2 separate regions of the Homo sapiens genome follow, and region 1 is linked to region 2. Evidence: chromatin loops called from intact Hi-C (ENCODE). Cell type or tissue: dorsolateral prefrontal cortex. All regions are shown on one strand. Each heading gives the region's core, and the rest is flanking DNA. Links, peaks and the distances in the headings are about the cores only.

Region 1 (5,930 bases), core at 1,346-3,845, 240 kb after region 2:
AAGTTGGGTCTCCAGACTTTTGGGAAAATGCTTTCCTACTCGCCTGGCCTCCTGCTTTGCTGGAGCCAGAGGAGGGGCACAACTGTCTTTGTTGGAAGAGCCGAGGAAGCGAGGAAGCGGAAGCGGGAGGGCCAGGCCTCCACCCTGTTTCCTCACCATGAATGGAGCTGGTCCTGGGCGCTCCCTTCCCGCCTCCAGCACCCCAGTTATCATGCTCCCTCCTGAGCCAGAGGGGACAAGTCACAGCATGGCCATTCACAGACAGGAGAGAAACGCAAGGTTGGTGTGAGCTCCCTGGAAGCCCCAGGATGTGATCTTTAATCGATGCTCCTGGCCCTGCCTCCCCACCCCCAGCCCAGGTGGCGTATGTACAGGATGCTGTGTGGAGGCCCAGGCAGAGGCAGCCTCCACTCCTCCCTGGGTTCTGCCAGGGTAGGCACTCGCCAGGGCGGGGCAGGAGGATACAGACAGCTGGGAGCCAGGGTGGACTGGTCACAGGAAGTCTCATGTTCCCCACCCCATATACACGAGCACACACAGATACGCCCATATGTGCAGAGGTATTCACACTTGTGCAGAGGTGTGGATCCAAAAGCTGTGCCCAGATGCACTGTACCTGTGTGCACGGGTGCACCACCAGAGGACAGATGCCTTAAGGCAGCGCAGCAATAGTGCAACACCCAGCCCTTCCCCCGCCCTGCATCAGCTTGCAGGGCTGGTGGAGCAGAGCTGGCCGGAGGGGCCCCTCCACTCAGCCCTTGAGTGGGCAGTGCCAGCTGGAGCTCAGTGTGTGGACCCCACTGCTGTCGGGTGCATCCAGCTACCCAAAATGGTGTCAGCGGGTCCCAGGCCTGTTTGCCCCTGAGGGTGTTGTGAATAAACAGGGGGCGATGCCCTCCACAACGCCTCCTCGAAGGTGCCCCAGAAACAGGGGCTCAAGCAGGTAGCTCACGGGCCCTGGGGTGTCAGAACTCCCTGCCGAGTGAGGGCAGGGCAACCCTGGTGACAAGAACTGTATTCACTTGTGGCTTTCATCCATTAGGTAGCTGGCCCCCATCTTGCCCCTGCCAGCTACCTTTTAGGGTCAAGGAGCCAGTGCTCCACCCTCCCAAGCAAGGGTCATGAGGGAAGGCCACCGGCAGGACTGTGTGAGAAGACTGAGGAGCTGTGCCTGGCTCTACCTGGCTCTCAGGCTCGCTGCAGCAGGGATGGGTGGGGGTACGTAATGGGGGAAACATCTGTAAACTTACTACTCGGCTCTGGAATGGGGGTAGGGAGTGGAATGGACTAGATGGGGCCTTAAGGACTTCTAGCAGCCTAGGATCATCCATGAGACCTCCCTTTCCTACTTCCTCTTGCATATCCCAGGCAGAGACCCTAACCCTCCAGGCACTGGGCCACCTCTGGCCTTCCCTACCTGGGAGAGTCCTCCCCAGAAAGATGGCCCAGGTGGGGACATCTAGGCCACACCAGGGGGCACCTAAACCCTGAGTCGGCCCCAGAATCACCCTTCTTGAAAGGGGGAAGGTGCCATTTTATTATAGGAACTATATTTTCTAGAACCCCCCCCGCCCTGCCAAAATCCATGTGTCCTGACAGGGACAGCAGGACGGTTGTTTTCGAATTGGAGACGATCTGGGACATGTGGTTGCCGTACCCATAACCTAGGCCTTGGGCATGGCACAGGCAGCTTTGGTTTGAATCAGCACTCATACTTCCTCCAAGCTCAGCGGGGCTAAGCGGGGGCAAGCTGGGATGCCCAGCCCCTGACTGTGCTCAGTGACAGGACTTCGGGTGTGGTCATCCTTGGGGAGGGTCTAGGGCATGGCCATACCTCAGTTTCTCCGGGCCCTCCTGTAAATGTCAAAACATCCCCACATCTGCCCTGGCCCCAGCACCCCCGAGTTTACATTCATCGATTAAGATTCAGTTTTAAAAAATGTAGATGTCAGCCCCGTCCCCCTAGGTCCCAGAGAGGTAAGACCCTGGTCTCAGCTGCCTGGTTGCAAGGAGGGGCCATCCAGGCTAGGTCCACTGGTGGCTGCCTGGGGGCATCCCTCCAGGCGCCCCCGAGTTGAGCTGTGGCAATCCATGAGGTGGAAGCTACATTCACACGGGGCAGTGGGTGTGCAAGGCTGAGCCGCAGGAGGTGGGTGGGGGACTGTGGAGGAAGTGCCCTCCAGGCCTGGTCCACCCTGGTGGTGCCAAGGGCAGGGCCACAGCCCCCACCCAAACCCCTGCGGAGCCAGGAGTTGAAGGGTTTGGACCTGGAAGACATTTGCATGGTGCCTCCCTCCGTGGCTGGATGGGGGCAGCCTCGTGGTTCAGGGCCGAGACGGTGGGTGCCAGGCTTGGAGGGAGGAGGGTGGCACTTAGGCCCCTCCGGACCTGGAACGGAGAGGGGGCATCAGGGGAGGACGTGAGCAGGGGCCACGGGGAGAGCCCCCCAGCAGGGCCCCGGAGCTCAGTGCTGGGCCCTGGAGGCAGGCGGCAAGTCACAGGCTGGCCAGGGAAGGGATCTGCGGGAGGTCAGACAGTGGTGATATGGAAGACAAAACAGATGGGACGCACAGGGAGGGCCCTCCCGGGGATGGGGACTGCCAGGGGCGCAGCTCCAGTTCCACCTGGTGGCAGGGGAGGGCCTGGCCGCAGCAGGGCAGTCGAGAAGGACGTGGCCTGAGCGGGCGAGGGCGAGGGCAGCTGGGACCTTCTTCCCTGAGCGAGGCTCTCCCACCCCTGCCGGGACAGCCTGGCAGCAGGGGTGGGGGAATCAGCCCCCGCTCCCCATCAACAGAACGCGGGGTGACGAATGAGATGGAGGAGACAAGGACAGCGGGAGGGATGACGTGGCCGGCATCACACTGCCCCCTGCTGGGTCGGGTCGTACCTTCCTCGGCGAATGTTTCTGCAGGGGGAGGATGGTGGAAGGGGAGAGGAAAAGGAGACATCTGACCTTTTGCTTCTCTCAGGGAGGGGCCTTTGGCTGCCATGCGACCCCTTGCCCCAGAGCGGGGCCGGGGTCCCCGGGGCCTGGACACTAATGTAAGGGCCAGGGAGAATTACCCAGGGCACCCACAAAAATGCGTCCCGGTTCCAGCTCTGACTCTGCTACTAACTCAATCATGTGACCTTGGGCCATGGGTTCCTCCTCTGCACATTAAGGGGGTTAGACCAGCACAAGGACCCCAAACTTAGACACGCACAAAGCATTATAGGCTGGGTGGGGACTGGAGACTGGAGGACACATGCCTGGCTTGGGTGGCCCCTGCCCAGCTCCACTCTGTGGCTATTTGGGGATGCTTAGAGGCACGCTGGGGCTCAACCTTTTCATGTTTCCAGAGCTGGAAATCCGAATTGCTAGTGTAAAATCTCCTGATTTCTTTTCTCTTTTCTTTTCTTTCTCTCTTTCTTTCTTTTTTTTTTTTTTTTTTTTTTTTTGACGCAGTCTTGCTCTGTCACCCAGGCTGGAGTGCAATGGTGCGATCTCAGCTCACTGCAACCTCCACCTCCCCGGTTCAAGCAATTCTCTGCCTCAGCCTCGCAAGTAGCTGGGATTACAGGTGCGCACCACCATGGCTGGCTAATTTTTGTATTTTTAATAGAGACGGGGTTTCACCATGTTGGCCAGACTGGTCTTGAATTCCTGACCTCAGGTGATCCGCCTGCCTTGGCCTCCCAAAGTGCTGGGATTACAGGCGTGAGCCACCTCATCTAGCCTAAAATCTCCTAGTTTCTAAATGTTAAGCCCTGCAGGCTACTTGGACCTATGACGTGTGAGCTCTGGTTCAGTTGGGCTTTCAGGGAGGGCCCCCTCAGCTCCACCAGTAGGGATTCTGATCCCCCCTCAAGGATGCCAGGGGGCACAGGGTGTGTGTGTCTCTTACTTAAATCCCCAGCCCGTGCCGCCCAGGACGATGGCTGCAACCAGGACAGCCCCAGCAATGGAGCCAATGATGATGTTGGTGCCGCTGGGACCTGGGGAGGATGGCAGGGCTTAGCTGGCAAGGACAGGCATAGAGAGCAGGACAGACAGACCCCCCTCGGCCAGCTCCAGCCTCACCTTTATATCTCTCCGTCTCCCCCGTGGGTGGGGACGTGGGCAGGGGGTTATGGATACTGCAGTCTTTGCCTGTCCAGTCTGGCTGACAGATGCACTTCCCTTCATTGCTGCAGACCTAGAGGCAGGGCAGGGCCAGGAGAGGTGAGCAGGGGCCTGTCCCCTCTTGTAAGCTTCTCCCGCCATCCCAGGCTCCAGGCAGTCACCCCGTGGTGGGAGCAAATCCGGCGCTCCCCACTGCCGGGGCAGGTGCTGAAGTTGAAGGCAGAAGCTGGCAGGCAGCGATGGTCCAGGCACAACATGTTAGGCCCGCAGGCTGTGCCATCCTCCACATAGCTCAGGTCAGAGCCGTCCGCCAGCTGCACGTGGCCTCCCCTGGGGAAGTGACACAGCCAGCCTCAGCCCCCTGTCTCCTAACCCCCAGCACAGCTGCAACCTCCCCTCCCTAGTCTTGGTCCTGGCCAGCACCTGCAGTCCAGCTCCTTGCCCTGGTGGTAGAAGGTGACACTACTGATGTCTCCCACCAGGTCCCCTAGCCGAGGAGCTCCAGAGATGTTGACACAGAGGAGGAAGCCACACAGCACGTCCCTGTTGGGGCATATAGAGACAGTGAGCCCCAAGTTTGACCTCAGACTCAACTACTGAACTCTAATCTGCCCTCACCCTGCACCCTGCCACCTCATTTGCCACGTGCCCGCCCATTGGGACTGACAGGCTCCTCCTGGGAGAACCTGCTGCCCCATCTCTGAAAAGTCTCACACCTGCCCTGGAGCTGAGAGGCCCTCTGGGAGCCTCAGTACTCACTGCTTACTGCACTGGACCCAGCCAGATCCCTTGCGCCCACAGCTCCCACGCTCCGTCCCCTCCACATTCAGCTTCTCGTAGCAGAAGCGATCAGCAGCCGCTGTGGGGAGAGGATGCCAAGTGACCCCACGCGCCCCAGGACCCACCCCAAGACCTCAGGCCTGCATCTCCCACACTCTGCCTGGGTCCCTGAGATCCTGGGGAGCTACACACTTGGGGGCCTGTTCAGCTGGAACCCACTCTCCCCAGCTTCTCAGCTCTGGGTCCTCCGGAGTCCCCACTCCCAGCCCTAGCCAGACTCACCATGGCCCCAAAGAACCTGGCACTGCCGGTCCCGGGTTTTGCAGCGACCTCCGTAGCAGCGGCCCTGAGAGTCCAAGAATTAAGAGGCAAGGGATGGAGATGCTGAGTGGTCAGAGTGGAGACAAGAGACTGCCCTGAATCCCAGGCTCAGGGGGCAGCCATCATACCTGCTCATGGTCACAGTAGTAACCGTCCAGCTTGTGCAGGTTAGGCGGGCACTGTGGAGAGAGGGGTGGGGTTGAGCGGAGCAGTCCCAGGACTGGAGCTGAGGGCTGCCCCAGGGAGGAATGCTGGGGTACCAAGTGCCCCCCATTGGGGGCTCATGCCACAGGGCTCTTCCACGCCTAGGACAAGCGATCTGTCTGGTTCTGGACCCAGACCACACGGATTTGCAAGCCCCAGAGCCGCTCCAGCCTCCCTCCCTCGTAGGGCTGGGAGATAAATGCCTGGCATGTAATTAGGTTGTAATAGATGTTAACTAATATTATCGTCTACTCTGATCCCTAACCTACACCAGGCACCGGGCCAGGCGCTGGGAATACCAGCCAGACGATACATTCTGGTTTAATGATTGAAGGAACAAGGCCAGGAGCATGAAGAACCCCTTTCTCAGATAAGAAAACAGTCTGATCAGTGGAGGTCGATGCCAGCTGTGGAGAGGAGGGGAGTGCTGAGCACTCGTCCGGGAAAACCAAATCGACAAGGGTAGGGGTTGCCTCGCCCAGGGCTCCACAAGACGGCGGGGCCGGGCGGACCTGGCTAGAGT
Region 2 (5,930 bases), core at 217-2,716:
TTTGTGTAGTGCTCCCACATCCTGCTTATTGCCTGCCACCCCTGCTTCTCGCCTGGACCTCTTGGTATTCCGTGTACACCATCCTTGCTGTTTCTTGCCTCTGTGCCTTCAACCTGCTGCTCCTGGCCTGGGATACCTTTTATTTTCTTTTATTTCTTCTTCCTTTTTTTTTTTTTTTTTTTTTTTAACCTACAACTAGCTCTCAGTTCAGGCACTGTCTAAAGCCCCAGGCTGGGTTAGGTGGTCTAGGATACCAACTCCCCCTCAACATTTTACCTTAATCCAACAGTACAGTAATTAGCCGAAACTTGCCTGGTTTTTCCTACTAGACTGTAAGCCCTCTAGGGACAGGGACAGTGTCTTATTCATCTCTGTGTTCTTAGTGCAGAGCCTGGCCCGCTGTTGGTGTTTAATAAAGTGTGTTGATCTGAAATGCCCCAGACCAACCAAGATTCCCAGACTTGGCTTCTTCCCACACTGGGCTGGAGTCCTCCCGGAGCTCAGGGGGAGGTGAGGGCCCCAGAAGGTGCACTTGCCATCAGGCTTCTCCCTGGGTCCCAGGAGGACTGCAGCCAGGCCCGAGGCACCTTTGTGGGAGGTGGGTAGAGGGCTGAGGCAGCGTCACACCTTCTTGCCCCGCCTCCCCATCTGCCTTCCCCAACCCAATTAGACCAGCGCAGACATAAGCCTTCCCTGCCAGGGCCTGCAGACTTGCTGATGTGTTGATCCTGCAGCCAGAAGCCTATTAAGGCTAGAAATGAGTGTGACGGATGCAAATGCTGTGGTGGCCATACTTAGTGCCCCCTTTCCCAGAGCCGCTTGTGCTGAGTCTAGCTCATTAACTTGCTGCAAACCCCTAAGGGGCAAAGAAGGGCCGGGTAAGGCAGTGGTGGGCTGCCAGGTGGGTGGCCAGGCAGGATGAGGGTGGCAGGAGCCTGCCACTTCCTCGGTTTGGTGCGATCCGCCAGGACGGAGAAAGGAGAGGGAAGGTATGGACCCCCACAGTGCCCTATCACCCCAATAATTGAGGAAATGGCACTTCCTAGTATCGGCAGCATGCCAGGCACTGCTGGATGTGTAAGACCCTATAGTTAACATAACACTGATTATTTCCATCCCAGGCTCAGAAAGATGGATTTGGTCCAGGTTGCAGAGCCAGGCTTCTGAACTCTCTCCTGTGCCCTGAGCCTCTTGTCAGGAGGAGCTGGAGCCTGGGGTTGGGCCTTGGGCTCGCATTCCGGCTCCGCTTGCCATGTGACCTCCTGCCTTTAGTTTCTACTCATACATCGTTAGGCTTCATAGTGGAGGACACTGAAAACCCTTAGCAAACTGTAAAGTTCCAGAGAATTAACCTTCCCTGACCCAGTGAGCTGGGTTTGAAGCAGGAATGTCAGAGCATGGCAGGTGTGGAGAAACCTCGAATTCAGCCCTGCCCTGCCCGGGCCTCGCCAGAGCTCCCTCTCCAGCTCCTCTTGCCTCCCTGCCCCAGGATCCCCTTCCCGGCCTTGGGGGTCCAAGGCGGCCTTAAAAGAAGGACTACTTTCTCCGAAGGGGACTTGAAGTTGAGGCCGCTCAGCAACTGCAGAGGTCGGGCCTCCGGGACCCAGGCCCGCGCCCGAGCCGGCGGCCTGCCGTTCGGCCGGCAGGTGGCAGCACCCTCCCGGGCTGGGCCGGGCCTCCGCGGCGGGCGCTCGCCGAGCGGCCTAATCTTCCTCCTCCCAGGCCGCGGGCGGCCTCAGACTCCTGCCGAGCAGCTGCCGCGGGAGCACGGGCCAGGTGGGCGCGGAGGCTCTGCCTGACCCTGAGCGCTAACTCAAAAGGTGCGTTGTTCGCCCACGTCCTCTGAGCCTGGGCTGCGGGCCCTGGGTGCCAAAGGGCGTGTCCCCTGCCCACCCACCGCGACGGCGACGGGACCCTGCAGCCTCCGCGTTCCGTTCCCTCACTTTGGGCCTTAGCACCCGGAGCGGAGCAATAAGACACCAGCGAGGGTGAAGACGCACACGCCTTCTGGGCGGGGGACGAAGGGCGCAGGCAGGCCTCTAAAACACCCCCACCCCCAGGCCCGACTGGCCCGAAGGTCATTCGCAGTTTCACAGTTTACAAAGCACGTTCCAGTTATCCCCTTGAAATCTCCCAGCTGTGTGAGGCAGACAGGTCCAGAATTTTACAGAGGCTCAGAGGTTGAGCCAAGGGGCCTAAGTAGCCAACAGGTATAACCACCAAGCTTCTTGACTCCCAGTACAGTGCTCCTCCGGCTATCTGCACTGCCCCCATTATACACTTTGGCTCTTTAGTAATTGACAACTCTTCTTCAAATGTTCATTCTCTCTCTCTCCTCATGGGGGGCAGGGCAGAGGCAGGGAAAGGTTTAGGACCTTCCATGATGAGCCTCCATGGCTAGAAATTGAATGGGAGCAGGATAGGCGCGCTGCTGAGCGCCCCTAGTTCTCACCAAGGCACTTTAGGTCAGAAGGAAACAGTCTCAGAGCAGGAGGGGGAATGCGATGGCAGTGATGACTTCAGGCCATGGGGTCATATAGGAGTGGGCAGGGAGACCCCCGGACATGGTGGGAGAGAAGGAGCAAAAGGAAGGAGGTGATGTGGTGCTATAGGTTGCTTTCCTGCTCCTTCCAGGAGAGACGTGGCTGGTGGTTCCTCATCCCACCTGCAGAGCTGAGGCTGCACCCAGCTGGGACCCAAACCGCCTCTCTTTGCTCCCCACCTTCCCCTCCGCTCCCAGTCACTTAGATTCCAATACAATTTCCAGCTAACCAGCATGTCGATAGAACAAGTCGGGCGGCCGGATTGCTGGCCAATTACAGGAAATCATTCTGCTCCACAGCTCAGCGCTCAGGAAGGGAGAGGGAGGGAGGGAATTCAAGGGAGCAGGCGCCCAGCTTACAGGCTGGGAACGGGCTTCAGGCAGAAGGCTGGGAGTGCTGCAGCCCCCCACCCCTGAGGGGTGGGGGGTGGGGGAGGCTCCTAGGGGCAGGCCAGCCCTAGGCTCATCCTCAGCCTCATGCGGAGCTCTGGATCCAACTTCTGTGTGATGGGGAGATTGGTGCCCCAAGCCACTAAGAGAGACAGAGCTGGGAGTTGAGTGTGGTTGAGGGTCCGGCAAGCGAGGCATCTTAGTGTCAAAAGGGATAGAAGCCGAGATAGCAGGACCACCCTCTCCCAGAGCCCTATGCACCAAGGAGTGGGCATCTGAGGGCCTGGAGGCTAGGGTCCACACAAGCAAGACCTGTGCTCTAACAGCCCGCTGTGGGCCACGGGGTACCTAGGAGGACAGGGGAAGGGGTCGACAGGGAGCGGGAAGGAAAGGGGCCACAGCCCACAGCTGAGTGAACTAGCAGCAGCCTCATCTGGTGAAGGAGTAAGTCTTCCACCCTGGAAGGTGGGGCACAGAAATGTGGGAAAGGCCAAGGGCCCCCTCCCTCACCTTCCTAGCTCCTCTGCCTCAGCTCCTGCCTCTGGCCCTCAAGAAAATTTCACTCAGATGAAAGGACCCCAGCTCCCCTCCTCTTTCCTTGGATCTGAATCTACCTCTGCCTTCTATGCCGACCTGGATGCCTCTTTGCCAGCCCCACCTCCTCCCATCACATCTCTCCCAGAACTGTTCCTGTGCCCCAGGCTGCCCTACCCGGCTGACCAGAGATGCTCTGCCTGTCGCACAGTGGTGAGCTCTTCTTCCCAGCCCTTCCCCTCTACCCTCAAAGGACTGGAAGATTCTTGAGGAAGAGAAACTTCCCTGTGGGCTAACTTCACCCAGTGAATGACTATTGTTGCTGTTTGTCTTGAACCCCAAAAAAGGCAACTGTGACCCAATGATCTCCTCCTCTGCTCCAAGCTGTGGCCACCTCCCAGGACCCCTCTCCAAACCCCCAGGATCTCACTACTCTTCTCCCAATTCCAAGCCCTCCCCTTCAGACCCCTCCAAGGTTGGGTCCTGGGATGGATTCACTGGCAGCTCTTTTGCCAACCCAAGAGTAAAGGGGTGGACAGACATGGAAGAGGAGACTGGCTTTGGAGCCCAGTGCACCCAGCACCCAGTGGCGCTCAGGAAAGACCTGAGTGATTGCACCGAACAACAAGGTCATCTTCAAAGTTTGTTTGGAGAGGTGCATAGGGAGAACAGGGTCAGCGCCCCGCGACGTCTCCTTCCCCGGGTTTTCTAGCCTAGTACACAGGCTCACACTCCGCGGTGGAGGTGTTGGGGTTGGCCCTGTGTGTGACCCCCGCTTGGCACACGGTGGCCACCCCTCCGCTCAGCTGAGCTGAGCTAAAGCCGCGGCTCCCGGGCTCCTAGCACCGCCTCCGCCATCCCACCCTCGGGCGCTGCCTCCCGCGGGCCGGGCGCCCGGTGCTCGGCGATCCGGAAGAGGGCGCCCGCCCGGCCCACGTCCGCCGTGTCCCCGCCCGGCGCGCCGCGCTCGCCAGCCCGCGGGCTCCGCGCCATCGATCGGGCCGCAGGGACCCGGGTGAGCCGCCTCCCCACCCCTCGCTTTTCGCTTTTAATTGAAGTTTGTTTGAGCAGAGCGCGGAGCGGGCAAAGGCAGAAACCAAATATTTAGTTGCTGCAAATTGGCACCTCCAGATCAATTACCCGGCCAGTGTCAGGGCCCTCGCCGCCCCCCGCGCCCCGCAGAATCTCAATGCCACGCTGCCCCCGCCCGGGCCGCCCGCGCCGCCCTCGCCGCCCTCGCCGCCCTCCTCCATTACACTGCACGTTTTTCATCAGCTCCAGCCAGACATCACCCGTGGCCGCGAGGGAACAGATTTTCAATGGGAAAAGTTCCCCGGGAGGGTCCTTGTTGCTGATTCCCGCCGCGCCCTGCGCTGTCTGGCCCCTGCCCCCACCTGGCTTGTCTGACGGAGACAGCAGATGGGTGGAGCGAGCTCAAAGCAAGGACTTGGGGTCAGGAAGACCAGGCCCCGTCATAGGAACTCCCCTTACCCGCTGGGTGACCTTGGGGAAGTTACTTATGCTCCCTGAGCCTCGGAGTCCCCCATAACATGGGGGCTCAACCTTCACCTTGTGGGGTCAACAGCATGGAGGGACAGCACCCTGCCCAGGGCTGGCACACAGTGACTTTCCACAGATATTAGTTCTCACCCTGCTAGGGGTTAAAACAGGCTCTAGAATGAAATGAGAGACAGTGAGTTCGAGGCGACTCAACCAAGCCACTGAAAAATACCAAAGGGAAAGCAGCAGACAGCCAGCATCCCCAGAGTCTCTGGCAGGGGCTGGACAGGCCCCAGGACCCTGGTCAAGCTCCATCAGGGAAAGTCCTGACCCCCAGCCCAAGTGCATCTGGGCACAACCAAAAGAGAAGCCGCTTTTCCAGTACCAGGGGTGGAGAATGAGAGAGCCATGATCCCAAGGCCACAGCCAGGCAAGGAGGCCGGAGGGATCTGAAAAAGGTCACCAAGGGCTCCTGACCCTTGCCAAGCTGAGTACCAGGAGGCCAGCCTTGTGGCAGGGGGGAATCAGGACAGCTGGGCTGTAGTTGAGGCTTTGCCTTCTCCTGGCTACATGTTGCTAGTCAAGTACTTAACTTCAATTTTCCCATGTGTAAAATGCGGCTGACACCCTCTACCTCCCAGAGCATTTGTGAGGAGCAAATGAAGTATGGGAGAGGGGAGGAAACTCACAACCAGCATGAAGAAGATGGGGCCAAGTTTGTGTGGGAGTCTCCTTTCCCATGCTCAACACTGCTCCCATCCCAAGAGCCCCTGAGGGAACTGGAGTCAAATGCCTAGCCTGGCATTTTTAACTGTCTGCTCTGCCAGAGTGACAGGGCCTCTGGGTGGGAGGAGAGGTTAGGGGAAGACTGTGAGCCTCAGGCTTAGTGCTTTGAGAGCCCTTTTTAAAGAATGAGGCTCCTCCTCTGCCAGCACTACCCCCCAGCTGTCCCGCCCCCAGGGTC

The links. A loop is a pair of places that touch in the nucleus more often than their neighbours do. Peaks named below come from ENCODE experiments on the same cell type or tissue, not always from the same donor. Only the 100,000 strongest peaks of a DNase experiment are listed, where the experiment ranks them.
Region 1: a loop joins it to region 2, with 4 times the contacts of the local background. A loop is called at or near these places in 78 of 110 quality-filtered maps.

Annotation. Positions count from the first base shown.
Region 1 is chr17:44,776,197-44,782,126 of GRCh38, reverse strand. ADAM11 (ADAM metallopeptidase domain 11) reads right to left here. Exons shown (of 27, transcript NM_002390.6): 18 at 5,920-5,930; 19 at 5,332-5,382; 20 at 5,165-5,228; 21 at 4,862-4,961; 22 at 4,526-4,645; 23 at 4,264-4,432; 24 at 4,061-4,175; 25 at 3,885-3,975; 26 at 2,888-2,905; 27 at 281-2,388. The coding sequence ends at 2,373. Among named protein-coding and RNA genes, the nearest start is that of ADAM11, 20 kb to the right of the region's middle. RefSeq lists silencers at 2,520-2,659, 5,917-5,930 and enhancers at 2,643-3,484, 5,579-5,930. In dorsolateral prefrontal cortex, for the core only: CTCF peaks have their summits at 2,647 (motif pointing left) and 2,848 (motif pointing left); a DNase peak (open chromatin) is centred at 2,856; H3K4me3 peaks cover 959 bases; H3K27ac peaks cover 1,373 bases.
Region 2 is chr17:45,017,860-45,023,789 of GRCh38, reverse strand. DCAKD (dephospho-CoA kinase domain containing) reads left to right here. Exons shown (of 5, transcript NM_001288655.2): 5 at 1-446. Among named protein-coding and RNA genes, the nearest start is that of DCAKD, 31 kb to the left of the region's middle. RefSeq lists silencers at 1,409-1,758, 4,239-4,418, 4,275-4,524 and an enhancer at 5,035-5,164. In dorsolateral prefrontal cortex, for the core only: CTCF peaks have their summits at 1,434 and 1,641 (motif pointing right); a DNase peak (open chromatin) is centred at 1,659; H3K4me3 peaks cover 909 bases; H3K27ac peaks cover 2,384 bases.